Regions from separate parts of the Homo sapiens genome. Here region 1 is linked to region 2. A link is an interaction called in ENCODE POLR2A ChIA-PET data of the cell type or tissue named here. Cell type or tissue: IMR-90. All regions are shown on one strand. Each heading gives the region's core, and the rest is flanking DNA. Links, peaks and the distances in the headings are about the cores only.

Region 1 (7,601 bases), core at 1,244-6,243, 61 kb after region 2:
CGTGGCCTTTTGCGTCTGCCTTCTCTCAGCATAATGTTTTCAAGCTTTGTGCATATTGCAGCATCTATTAGAACTTCATTCTTTTTATGGCTGAATAATATTCCATCACGTGGCTACTTCACATTTTGCTTATTCATTCAACAGCTGACAACCATCTGGGCCGTTTCCACCTTTGGGCCATCGTGAGAATCACGCTGCTATGAACGTTCGGGAACAAGCTTTTGTGTGAGCAGTCTTATTTTTAATTACCTGATATTTTTCTTTCAACCTACTCGTTTTATTTTAGAGTTAAATGTGTTTACAAAGGTAACTTCTCTCCCCATTTTAATCAGAAATCAGAAGCCCTCACCATGAGTGAATTAGCTGCCAAAATAAATTTCATGGGAACGCAGTGGCACTGGGTTCCGTGGTGACACTGGGCTGCCCGCTGTTACAAGTCAGGAGGTGTGACAGCCGTGGTGGCGTCAGGCCCAGCCTTTCTCCTGATCTTCTCAGAGCGCCTGAAAGAGACTTGAGGCCCGGTGTGGTGGCTCATACCTGTAATCCCAGCACTTTGGGAGGCCAAGGCGGGCGAATCACCTGAGATCAGGAGTTTGAGACCAGCCTGGCCAACATGGTGAAACCCCATCTCTACTAAAAATACAAAAATTAGCTAGGTGTGGTGGCATGCGCCTGTAGTCCCAGCTACTCGGGAGGCTGAGGCAGGAGAACTGCTTGAACCTGGGAGGTGGAGGTGGCAGTGAGCTGAGATTGCACCACTGCACTCCAGCCTGGGTAACAGAGCGAGACTCCATCTCGAAAAAAAAAAACAAGAAAAGAAAAAAAAGTCTTGAAAGCAGACTGGCCCTCTCCCTCACTGTCTCTGTGTCCCCTCCTGTCACATTTGTCTACTGCCCCCCGTCCCCCAGAACCACAGACAGACCACTCTGGAAAATGCTCTAATGGGAGTTAGTTAAGACTTTGGCCCTGGGGTTAGCTGTGGGTTCAGATCTTGGCTCCCATCAGCCACTTAGTGGCTGTGTGACTTGGCCCAGCTCCCTTGCCTATCTGTGCCTCTGTCTCCCAATCCGATGGACTAGAGTAACAGTCCTTTCCCGGGGCCAGGGTGGCAGGGGTTATGAATGGAAGTGAGGTTACACTACCAAAGGACTGTGCATAGAGCCGGGCACAGAATAAGTCTGAACAAAGGTTTGTGATTTTAGTTGTCAAGGAGCCTTAGAGATCACCCAGCTCTGCCTCTGTGGTTTTGAGACCGAGTCTCACTCTGTCACCCAGGCTGGAAGTGCAGTGGTATCATCTTGGCTCGCTGCAACCTCCACTTCTTGGGGTCAAGTGATTCGGCTGCCTCAGCCTTTTGAGTAGCTGGGATTACAGGTGTGAGCCACCATGCCCAGCCTCCTTCTGTTGTTTTCTTTAAACAAAGAAAGAAAGGGAAACCAACTTGGCCATTGTCACCCAGTTAGCCAGCGATGATAGCTCCCCTGTCTCCACTGAAGACCCACAGTGGGGCCTGAGTGGCTAGGCACGCAGAAGTTGCCTTCTACTCACACTCATTAAGCACCTGCTGTGTGCGGGCCCTGCACCTCACAAAGACAAGCCTCTCCCTCCCTGATCCACCCCACAGACCAGGAGGAAATCAGTATTTATAGAAACAGTCACGAGACTGAGGCAGGCCTGGAGGCTGGGGATGCCCAGGGGAACCTCTGGACTGGCTGGGTGGGGACAGCGGTGGTCACTGAAGGCTTCCTGGAGGAGGTGGTGTCGGCTGGGTGCTAAAGCAAAAGGAAGAATTTGGTGTTCCTGTGCAGAAGGCTCCAATGAGGACACGCCATAGAGAGAGGCAGGTCCTGGCACGTCCCGTGGGGTGGGCCAGGGCGGGGTTCTTGACCGTCAAGGCAGAGGGGACCACCAGCCCTTTCGAGTGATGCTCCCCAGATCAAGGTTCTGGGGCCTAGCATGAAAAATTCAGATTCCCGGCCACTAACCCAGACCTGCTGAACCCAGGTCTCCAGAGCTGGGCCCAGGAAGCTGTATTATTATTACTATTTTTGCAGGTTCCCCAGGGTACCTGGACACCTACCGGAGTCATGGACCAGCAATGCAGGTGCTGTTGATGTTGGGGGCATTGGGGGCAGAAATGGCAGCAGCCAACATGCTGGGGATCCATCCGTCTAGGTTCCACACCTTGCTTAAGGGCCAGCTTTGTGGCAGACCTGGATACACCGGAGCTGGGGGATCTTGAGGGAACAGGACCCAAGCCATACCTTCTGCAAGGTCAACTGGGGGCAGCCTGTCCCAAAGTGGGGTCCCAGGAACCCAACTCTTACAAGTCTTATTCTTCCTTGGTCAAGGCACTTAGGAAAACCCCATCCTTGATATGTTCATGAGCCAGCAAAGGCACTGACAAGTCCTGCAGTGGAGAAAGCCAGTGTTTGGCGGGGTGGCCAGGAAGGCTTAGCAGTGGGGGGCTTTGGATGGAGGATCTCGGTAAGAAGGGATAAGGTGGGCTTCTAGAACAGCCAGGTCAGGGGTCCACCCGACTCCTCCCTCATTCCCTAACCCCCCACTTCCTGGTTGGGCAGGCCACATGGAGAATGTGAGTTTCTGGGCCCCCACACTCCCACCCCAGTCACTGACCATCTGCCAGGCCAGCTGCACCTAGAGGCGGTGAGTCTCACCCCAAATATTTAACCCCTGACTCTGCAGTGCATCGTTAGGGTCTGTACTGTGGCTCAAGTGGGGGCCTTTGTCTCTCTTGGGCCCAGTCCCACCTCAGGCACAGGGCCAGCTCCCAAACCAGCCCTTTCATGGATTGTGGCAGATGCAAGAAAAGCCACCTTCTGGACTCTATCCTGGCTGGGCCTGTTGTTCCAGCCGAAGCCCCCCAGAGGACATGGGAGTTGTGGGGCAATGACCACTGCCTCAGGGACCTTGGACTCCTGATGGGACAAAGCTGTGAGCGGTAGCAGGAAGCTATGAGCAGACAGGCCAGGCCCAAGGCCCACTGGGCTGCTTGCTGCTTAGACAGCCTCAGGCAAGTGCCCTACCCTCGTACAGCCTCCGCTTCTCCATCTGTCCTCTGGCGATGACCACAAAGGCATCCTGGGCATTTGCCACTTGCTGTGGGCTTTGCCAGACCTCAGACATATTCACAGGCACCAGCTCAATATCATCCTTGCCCTAAGTCCCCGGGGAGGTTGGTGTGCCCCTTTGAAGAAGGGGATGAAGAAACCAAGACTCTGAGACATCAAAGCACTTGCTCAGGGTCACACAGCTGGTGAACCGCGATTCTCCCCGCAAGCAATCTCACTCCAGAGGCATGTGATCGACTGGGCTAGAAGTTACTCATGGGGATGCTAGGAAAATCACACCAATAACAATCTCCACCATCGTAATATGAGCTAATACTTACTCTCTACGTGCCAGGCTCCTCACTGTTTCTGACTCAATCTTCATGACAACCCTGAGAGCTGGGTGTTAGCATGGTAGGTAATTGTATTATTATCCCCGTTTATGGGTGTGGAAACTGAGGATCAGAGAGGTTAAATAACTCTCCCAAAGTCACCCAGCAATTAGATGGCAGAGCCAGGACTCTAGGCCCTTAACAATTCCATGTGACGATCTTACAGGGCTCCCAGCACACAGTAGGTACTTCACAGATTAATTTAAAATGCCAAGAGCCCAAAACCACACCGGGATGCCACTTTTCATCCACTACAATGGCTATAATAAAAAAGACAATAACAAGTGTTGGCAAAAATGTGGAGAAATTGGAACCCTCGTGCCTTGCTAGTGGGGATGCAAAATGGTGTACAGTTGTGGAAAACAGTCTAGAAATTCCACAAAAAGTTAAGCAGTCACCATAAGACCCAGCAAGTCCACCCCTACGTATTTTTTTTATTTTTATTACTTATTTATTTTTTTGAGACAGGGTCTCACCCTGTTGCCCAGGCTGGAGTGCACTGGCATGATCTCGGCTCACTCAGCCTCCGCTTCCCAGACTCAAATGATTCTCCTACCTCAGCCTCCCGAGTAGCTAGGATTACAGGTGTGTGCCACCACACCCGGCTAACTTTTGTACTTTTAGTAGAGACGGGGTTTTGCCATGTTGGCCAGGCTGGTCTCGAACTCCTGACCTCAGGTGATGCACTTGCCTTGGCCTCCCAAAGTGCTGGGATTACAGGTGTGAGCCATTGCGCCCAGCCTTATTATTTTTTGAGACAGGGTCTCACTCTGTTGCCCAGGCTGGACTGCAGTGGTGCAATCTTAGCTCACTGCAGCCTTGACCTCCCAGTCTCAAGCAATCTTTGTACCTCAGCCTCCGAGTAACTGCGACTACAGGCGCCTGGCACCGTGCCCAGCTAATTTTTTTTTTTTTTCAGAGAGGGAGGTTTCGCCATGTTGCCCCAGCTGGTCTTGAACCCCTGGGCTCAAGCAATCTATCTGCCTCGGCCTCCCAAAATATTAGGATTACAGGCGTGAGCCACTGCACCCAGCCCACCCCTACATATCTATCCAAGAGAAATGAAAACCTATGTCTGGGCTGGATGCGGTGACTCACGCCTGCAATCCCAGCACTTTGGGAGGCCGAGGCAGGTGGATCACCTGAGGTCAGGAGTTCGAGACCAGCCTGGCCAACATGGTGAAACCCCATCTCTACTAAAAGTACAAAAAAATTAGCTGGGCGTGGTGGTATGTGCCTGTAATCCCATCTATTCGGGAAGCTGAGACAAGAGAATCGCTTGAACCTGGGAGGCGGAGGTTGCAATGAGCTGAGATGGCGCCACTGCACTCCAGCCTGGGTGATGGAGCAAGACTCCATCTCAGAAAATAAAAAACAAAAAAACAAAAACAAAAAAACAAAAAAATCTATGCCTGCACAGAAACTTGTACATAGATGAATCACAGCAGCATGATTCATAATAGCCTTTTGGCCTCCACTTTTTAGTGGAAACAACTCAAATATTCATCAACTGATGAAAATATAAACCAAACGTGGTCTATCTCTATTATTCGGCCAAAGAATGAAGGCAGGACTGACAGCTGCTACAGCCTCAGGAACCTCGAGAATGTTATGCTCAGTGAGAGAAGCCAGACACAAAAGCTCACATATTATTCCATTGATAAGAAACGTCCAGAATGCAGAAATCTACAGGAGCAGAAAGTGGATGAGTGGTTGCCATGGCCCAGGAGGATGTAAAATGGACAGTGATTGCTAAGGGGTATCAGATTTCTTTTTGGGGTGATAAAAATGTTCTAAAATCAATCGTGGGGATGGCTGTACAACTCTGTGACTATATTAATATCCACTGGGCTGGGCGTGGTGGCTCGCACCTATAATCCCAGCACTTTGGGAGGCCGAGGTGGGCAGATCGCTTGAGACCAGGAGTTTGAGAGCAGCCCGGGCAACATGGTGAAACCCCATGTCTACTGAAAATACAAAAAATTAGCTGGGCATGGTGATGCACACCTGTAGTCCTGGATACTCGGGAGGCTGAGGTAGGAGGATTACTTGAGCCCAGGGGGTTGAGGCTGCAGTGAGCCGAGATTTCGCCACTGCATTCCAGCCTGGGCAATGAGAGTGAGACCCTGTCTCAAAACAAAAACAAAAACACTGAACTGAACACTTTAAATGAGTGAACTGGATGATATATGAATTACATCACAGTAAAGCTGCTACAAAAAAAAAAAACACAAAAAAGGCAGCTGGGCATGGTGGTTCAGGCCTGTAATCCCAGCACTTTGGGAGGCTGAGTCGGGCAGATCACCTGAGGTCAGGAGTTCAAGACCAGCCTGGCCAACATGGTGAAACCTCGTCTCTACTAAAAACACAAAAATTAGCCAGGCATGATGGCAGGTACCTGTAATCCCAGCTACTTGGGAGGCTAAGGTGGAAGAATTGCTTGAACCCGGGAGGTGGAGGTTGCAGTGAGCCGAGATTGCACCACTACACTCCAGCCTGGGCGACAGAGCAAGACTCCATTTCAAAAAAAAAAAAAAGGCAAGTGCCATTTAGAAATGACAGGGGTTTGTTTCTTCTCTCCTGAGTCAGGTCCTGCCTCTTGTCTCATTCTCCAGGGAAGCTGGCCAGCTGCAGGTAATCCCCCAGCAGCCTGGAAGATGCTAGTTAACTCCTAGAGAGCTATTTGTCCTGCCCACTGCGAAGCAAGTCACATATATATTAGCTCATCAATCCTACCAGCCTCTAAGTAAGTACCATTATTCTCAAAAGTTGGAGGATTACAACTTTAAGTGAGTGAATTGCATGGAATTCATATACCATGCAATTCACTCAGTTACAGATGGGGAAATTGAGGTACAAAGAAATTCCATCATTTGGCCACAGTTCCACTGCCAGCAAGCAAGGCAGAGCTGGGATTCGAATCCAGGCCTCCGGAAGCACAGTCTCAGCGTTTTTGCCCTGTAGCTTTGCGGTCCTGTGTTCCCCCCACCATCCAGCTGGCCGCAGGAATCAACCATGTGTGCCCCTTGGAGAGCTATGGAGCCCCATGCTAGGAAGCCAGCAGGAATGTGGGTGGGGCAGGAACCTGCAGGAAAGGGGACAGGTCCCAGGAGTGCTGGGAAACCGGCTAGGCTGGTCCAGCTTTTCATCTCGGTAATGAGCCGCATCGGGGCAGCCAGACGTGGCACCCCTGGGCCATCAGCCCCACTGATGGAGGCCGAGACACAGCCCTGTCCTGCCCATGCAGACACAGACAGCAGCCACCTGCCTGAGCCAGGAACACAAAGATATCCCCCCTCCCCACACACACACCGGAAAAGGGAAAGGGCCTGAGTGACAGCCGAGGGTACACGCCCAGCCCTCCCTTTTCTTACTCAGAGGGTAACACGGACACACGTGCTGAGGGCAGTGGCCGCTGGCCCTCGAAGGGGCCTCAGAAGCCATCCAGCCCCACCTGCTCATTACCCAGATGAGCAAACCAAGGTCCCGGACGTGAAGTCACTACCCAGGATCACTTGGGAGGGCAGCCTGTGTAGGAGAAAGACTTCAGGTCTGGAGTCAGATAGGGTTCAGATCCTGACTGCACCAACCAGCAATGTGACCCTGTGACAGTGTGACAGAGGAGCTACACTGTATTTCTTTTTTAATCTTTTTATATTTTCTTCAAATTTTTAAATAGAGATGGTTTCTCACTATGTTGACCAGGCTAGTCCCGAACTCCTGGCCTCAAGTGATCCTCCCATCTCGGCCTCCCAAAGTGCTAGGATTACAGGTATGAGCCACAATATGCCTGGCCAGCCACTCTGTATTTCTGAGTCTCAGTTTCATCATCTGTGAAATGTGAGCAAGAAATCCTCTCTAGTTATGTTCATGTATGGGCCCAGGCACAGGAGTGCACACCTGTAATCCCACCACTTTGGGAGGCTGAGGCAGGAGCATCTCTTGAGCCTAGGAGTTCGAGACCAAATTGGGCAAATAGGAAGACCTTGTCTCTACAAAAAATACAAAAATTAGCCAGATGTGGTAGTGTGCACCTGTAGTCCCAGTTCCTTGAGAAGCTTAGGTGGGAGAATCGCTTGAGCCCAGGAGGTCAAGGCTGCAGTGAGCTGAGTGAGATCGCACCACTGCATTCCAGCCT
Region 2 (6,142 bases), core at 1,143-6,142:
TGCTTTGCAATATATGCCAAATCAGCAGAGGAAGGAAGGATTGTTTAGTGATTGATGCTGGAAGAAACCAAGTTACAGCCTCTCCTCATACTTTATAGCATAGCAAATTCATCTGGGGTTAATGAAGTAAATGTGAAAAAATATCTATAAATGACCATATAGGCTGGGCTCAGTGGCTCACACCTGTAATCCCAGCAGGAGTTCAAAACCAGTCTGGGCAACATGGCAAAACAACGTCCCTACAAAAAATACAAAAATTAGCACGCCTGTAGTTCCAACTACTAGGGAGGCTGAGGTAGGAGGATCGCTTTAGCTTGGGAGGTTGAGGCCTCAGTGAGCTGAGATTGAGTCACTTTATTCCAGCCTGGGCAACAGAGTGAGACCTTGTCTCAAAAAACAAAAAACCTATATACACAAGTTCTTCTATAAGATCTGGTTGGAGACGAACATTCTAGGCATAAAAGAAATGGGAGGAGTCTCAAAGGAAAAGAGCCTAGTTTTAACTGCATACAAAGTTATAATTTCCTTGGAAGGAGGGTCGCTTGAGGTTGTGAGCTTAAGACCAGCCTGGGCAACATAGTGGGTCAGCATCTCTACAAAAAATAGAAAAAATTAGCCAGGCATGGTGGGATATACCTGTAGTCTCAGCTCCTCGAGAGGTTGAAGTGGTGAGAGGTTTGCTTGAGCCTGGGAGGTTGAGGCTGAAGTGGCTGTGATTGGGCCACTGCTCTCTAGCCTGGATATAACAGCGAGACCCTAGCTCAAAAAAAAAAGAAAAAAGTTAACATTTCTTTCATCATACCTCACTCTAAGCAACACTAAACAGCAAATAACAAAACAAGAAGAAGTACTTATAAGAGATATGACAGATTTTGTATATCTATAATGTATAATAATTTATGTATAATATCAAGAGCGCTTACAAGTCAATAAGAAAGTCACAATTTATTCAACCATTCCCTGATTGATTGTCATTTGATTGTCATTTTGGTTGCTTCCATCATTTTTCTTGTATAAACAAGGCTGCAATGAATATCTTTATTTATTGGTATGGTAGAAAGTTCACACTAGAATATGAACTCTTTTAAAAAGCAGGACACAAAATTGTATACGAAGTAAGCAGAAAACATGTATGGCATGTATTAGCATATTCATATTCTGTGAACATTTGGAATTCTGTATTCAAAATCTATTTTGACCATTCCCAAGTGATTTTGAAGGTCTTTGGCATGTCATAATTTGTTATTTTGTCAAGGCCAGTGTTTGGGTGTGAGAGTGGTGCACAGGGCAGGAGTGTGTAACTTTGTTAGGAAGTGAGCCTAGCCACACCCTCCTGAGTCACTGGTTCTTTACTATCCTGGGGTAGGCAATATCTTTTGTTCAGCTGATAAAAGCTTTGTCATTGTGAAGATTGGCTCCCAATGATAGGAAACTGCTGGTGATGAAAATAAAGGGGTCTTAAAGATTATTCTCAGCCAGAAAAAATAAGTGTTAGACAAATTAAATGGAAAATAATTAATATTTTAGTAGTCTTTACAATTTGGAGGTCTAAGGCTCTGTCAGCATGGGTTCTTTAAGGTCAAGGATCTAGGATACACATGCACAGGAAAAAAGACTGGAAGTATGCTAAGCAGTGACTATCTCTGAATGATTGTGAAAAAATTTTAGGATGAATAAGCAGAAAAAAACAATAAATGACAAAATATAACAATGGAGTTTTCTTGACAATGAAATTCTCTTAAACTTAAATCTCTTTAATTAGGCAGGTAAACTATTTTATCATCTTCGTTTGACCTGGCCCTTCTTTTCAATGTTAACAGAAGCCATGCAGTGACACCCGCTAAGACTTGTTGGTAGCCATGTCGGAGCCCCACAGGGTCCAGTTCACCTCTCTCCCAGGTTCCCTGAATCCTGCGTTTTTGAAGAAGTCCCGGAAGGAGGAGGCTGGGGCAGGAGAACAGCATCAGGACTGTGAGCCGGCTGCAGCAGCTGTTCGGATTACACTCACCCTCTTTGAACCAGATCACAAACGCTGCCCAGAGTTCTTCTACCCAGAGCTGGTGAAGAATATCCGAGGGAAGGTAAAAGGCCTTCAGCCTGGAGATAAGGTACACCCCTTTGTTCCCAGAGGCGCTGCAGGTTTAACGCACAGGGGTCAGTGCATGCATGTGGGGCTTCCGTAGCGGGGAAGCAAGACTTAACTGAGGTTTTGGCTGCCCCAAGATCCTGTCACTCACTCAAGGCAAGCACAAGATTTGCTTCTCTTACCTCTGTGCGCAAAGGGAGAGGCCAATTTGAATTATGACTAATTAACATAAATTTTAAAAACAATACATTTTTCTCTGCCAAGGTTATAAACGTTATGTGTAAATGAAACCAGTCCCTGACAGTTCCAGTGTTAGAATTTCATGCTGGACATTTTCCTCTTCCAACAGAATCTTGCTGTCTACCTAGTATAGGGGCAGACAAAAAAACACGTAGACTGCCTTTTTTTTTTTCTTTCTTTTTTTTTTTTTCGAGACCGAGTCTCGCCCTGTCGTCCAGGCTGGAATGCAATGGGGCGATCTCGGCTCACTGTAACCTCCGCCTCCCGAGTTCAAGTGATTCTCCTGCCTCAACCTCCCGAGTACCTGGGACTGACTACAGGTGCACGCCACCACACCCAGCTAATTTCTGTGTTTTTAGTAGAGATGGCGTTTCACTGTGTTGGCCAGGCTGGTCTCAAACTCCTGGCCTCAAGTGATCTGCCTGCCTTGGCTTCCCAAAGTGCTGGGATTACAAACATGAGCCACTGCACCTAGCCACAACTTGATGGATTTTCATGAACTCAGTACCCCCATGTAACCTGCACGTAGGTCACAAAATATATTTATCAGGACCCCAGAAACCCTCCTTCTGCCCTGCCAGAAGACTACCTCAATACTTATGGGCAACCACTGCCCTGATTTCTAACAGCTTAGATCTGCTTAGATTTGTGGGGTTTTTTTGTTTTTGAGGCAGAGTCTTACTCTGTCGCCCAGGCTGGAGTGCAGTGGCACCATCTTGTCTCAGTGCAACCTCTGCCTCCCGGGTTCACGCCATTCTCCTGCCTCAGCCTCCCGAGTAGCTGGGAGTGCAGGCGTCCGCCACCACGCCCGGCAAATTTTTTGTATTTTTAGTAGAGACAGCGTTTCAATGTGTTAGTCAGGGTGGTCTCGATCTCCTGACCTTGTGATCCACCCACCTTGGCCTCTCAAAGTGCTGGGATTACAGGCATGAGCCACAGCACCTGGCCTCTCTTTTTTGTTGTTGTTGTTGTTTTTTGAGACCAAGTCTCACTCTGTCACCCAGGCTGGAGTGCGGTGATGCAATCTTGGCTCACTGCAACTTCCGCCTCCCAGGTTCAAATGTTTCTCCTGCCTCAGCCTCCCGAGTAGCTAGGATTACGGGTGCCAGCCACCACGCCTGGCTAATTTTTTTTTTTTTTTTTTGTATTTTTAGTAGAGATGGGGTTTTACCATTTTAACCATGTAGGCCATGCTGGTCTCCAACTCCTGACCTCAAGTGATCCACCCACCTCCGCCTCCCAAAGTGTTAGGATTATAGGCGTGAGTCACCGCACCTGGCCGTGTTTTTGTATTTTATGTAGATGGAATTGTATGGTATTTGAGTACCGCCTAGGTGAAAAGCTGTTTTTTTTTTTGAGACAGAGTCTCGCTCTGTCGCCCAGGCTGGCATGCAGTGGTGCAATCTTGGCTCACTGCAAGCTCCGCCTCCTCGGTTCATGCCGTTTTCCTGTCTCAGCCTCTCGAGTAGCTGGGACTACAGGCGCCCGCCACCACGTCTGGTTAATTTTTTGTATTTTTAGTAGAGACAGGGTTCCACCGTGTTAGCCAGGATGGTCTCGATCTCCTGACCTCGTGATCCGCCCGTCTCTGCCTCCCAAAGTGCTGGGATTACAGGCGTGAGCCACCGTGCCTGGCCCGTGAAAAGCATTTTTAAGCACCTGTGTCTGCCTTTGCACTGTGCTAGGCTCTGAGGAAAAGGTAAGTGGGCCCCACACTCGCAGCATTGTGGTCTCTAGCATGTCTCTTAGTGAAATGGGGATGAGGCTGGTAATTGGTTCACAGTTGTCTGAGTGTGGAACGAGAATGAAATCATGTTGTGAATTTTCTAGCAGTATGCCTCAGTGCCAAGTGATCAGTCGGTCTTATTCACAGGTGTGCTGTTCGGAGGGTATTTTTGGTTAGAAGGATTAATCTTTTTTTCCTGAGATTAAAAAAATGTGTTTTCTTGGCCTGGCATAGTGGCTCACACCTGTAATCCCAGCACTTTGGGAGTCTGAGACATGAGGATCACTTGACCACAGGAGTTCAAGACTAGCCTGGGCAACATAGTGAAACTCCATCTGTGCAAAATAATACAGAAATTAGCTGGGCATGATGGTGCATGCCTGAAGTTCCAGCTACTCAGAAAGCTGAGGTGGGAGGATTGCTTGAGCCTGGGAGGTCAAGGTTGCAGTGAGCCGTGATCACACCACCGCACTGGGTGAAAGCAAGACCCTGTGTCAAAAAAAAAAAAAAAAAAAAAAGGCTGGAAGGCCTGGCGCAGTGACTCATGCCTGTAATCCCCACACTTTGGGTGGCCGAGGCAGGCGGATCACTTGATGTCAGGAGTTTGATACCAGCCTGATCAACATGGCAAAAACCCATCTCTACTAAAAATACAAAAATTAGCCGGGTGTGGTAGTGCATGCATGTAATCCCAGCTACTCGGTAGGCTGAGGCAGGATAATTGCTTGAACCCAGGAGGCAGAGATTGCAGTGAGCTGAGATCATGCCACTGTACTCCAGCCTGGGTGATGGCGACTCCATCTCCCCCTACCAAAAAACACCAAACCAAAAAAGAAAAAGTGTTTCCTTGATTGAGATCTGATTGCCTGATTGCCAGAATGGAGGCCTGTGAGTCTGTACCAAGGGTCAGCCTGTTGCATGAGCACCACTGGGCAGAATGACAGAAAGTAATTTCAAATCCCTTTATAATTCCTGTTTCAGGAAAATGGTATCTTCTTCCTTTAGAGGAAGAGACAGGAGCAGGAGTTGGTTAATGTGTTTATTCATGGGTTCAAACCAAATCAGCAGGTCAACTGAAATTAGAACTCCAGTGCTCTGATGTCACCTTTTTGGGGACTACAGATGCCCTTCACCATTGCAGAAAAATGCATGGAGGATACACAGAGAATTTTGATCCAATTCAGAGGATTCAGTCCTGGACTTCGGGTTCAGAACTCCTAAATCGTCGTGGGTCTACTCTGCAGTGTTAAAAATACAATAAAATCAGGCACATTTGTGCAGCAGTTCTTTTAGTGTATAGTCCTTAATAGTATGAAGGCATTGTGCTAGACTCAGAGGACTATAGAAAGTTAGAGAAAACACTGTACCAGCCTCAAAACAAACATCCTATAGATGTTTTGAGAGAATGGTACCACCGCAGGTAACAGAAATTACAATATGGTCATTGTTTAAGTCTGGTACGACACAGGCCCTGGAGGTCTTAGAAAGAAGAGAGCTTATTTCCTGATTAGTGTTGGGACAGAGCTGGACCTTCCGTCATACAGTCAGGAAATGGTAGTTATTGGAAGACTGCTGTTGGCAAGGCGTTCAGTAGTATACATAGAATCCAGTGCTGCTCAAGGTTGGTGGGATTTCTTACAGTTACATAACCACTCAAGTTATATGCGATCATTGTAGAAAAATTAGAAGATCCAGATAAGCATGTTTGAAAGACTCCCCATTTGAGGTATGATCGTTAGATGTATGCTCTATAATATCCCATTGTATGTGTACACCACAAATCATTTAACTGATCCTTTGCAGGTGGTATTTCAGTAGGCAGAGATGGGAGGGTGAGATAAGAAAGTTTGTTTGAAACAGGCATACAGTCTTTAGTGTTTTCTGTCTACCTTGAAGTCTTAAACATACTTCGTACAGGAGTCTTATTAAAATTAGGATTCCTGGCTCCTGGCTGGGTGTGGTGGCTCTCGCCTGTAATCCCAGCACTTTGGGAGGCTGAGATGGGCAGATCATTTGAGCCCAGGAGCTTGAGACCAGCCTGGGCAACATGATGAAACCCTATCTATACAAAAAACTTAAAAAAAAAAAAT

The links. Peaks named below come from ENCODE experiments on the same cell type or tissue, not always from the same donor. Only the 100,000 strongest peaks of a DNase experiment are listed, where the experiment ranks them.
Region 1: POLR2A ChIA-PET joins it to region 2 with 9 read pairs; 9 of 35 experiments call an interaction of 5 or more read pairs at or near these places.

The regions. Positions count from the first base shown.
Region 1 is chr16:4,912,307-4,919,907 of GRCh38, forward strand. The region is part of intron 1 of PPL (periplakin); the gene reads right to left. LOC124903637 (a long non-coding RNA gene) reads left to right here. Exons shown (of 3, transcript XR_007064965.1): 2 at 145-225; 3 at 2,055-2,142. LOC105371064 (a long non-coding RNA gene) reads left to right here and starts at 2,757. Exons shown (of 4, transcript XR_933028.3): 1 at 2,757-3,485; 2 at 6,079-6,097. RefSeq lists an enhancer at 6,136-6,691. In IMR-90, for the core only: no CTCF peak of the experiment used is centred there; DNase peaks (open chromatin) are centred at 3,345 and 5,045.
Region 2 is chr16:4,851,059-4,857,200 of GRCh38, forward strand. It overlaps UBN1 (ubinuclein 1), which reads left to right. Exons shown (of 18, transcript NM_001079514.3): 2 at 1,821-2,108. The coding sequence starts at 1,860. Among named protein-coding and RNA genes, the nearest start is that of UBN1, 6.6 kb to the left of the region's middle. RefSeq lists an enhancer at 812-2,011. In IMR-90, for the core only: no CTCF peak of the experiment used is centred there; no DNase peak of the experiment used is centred there.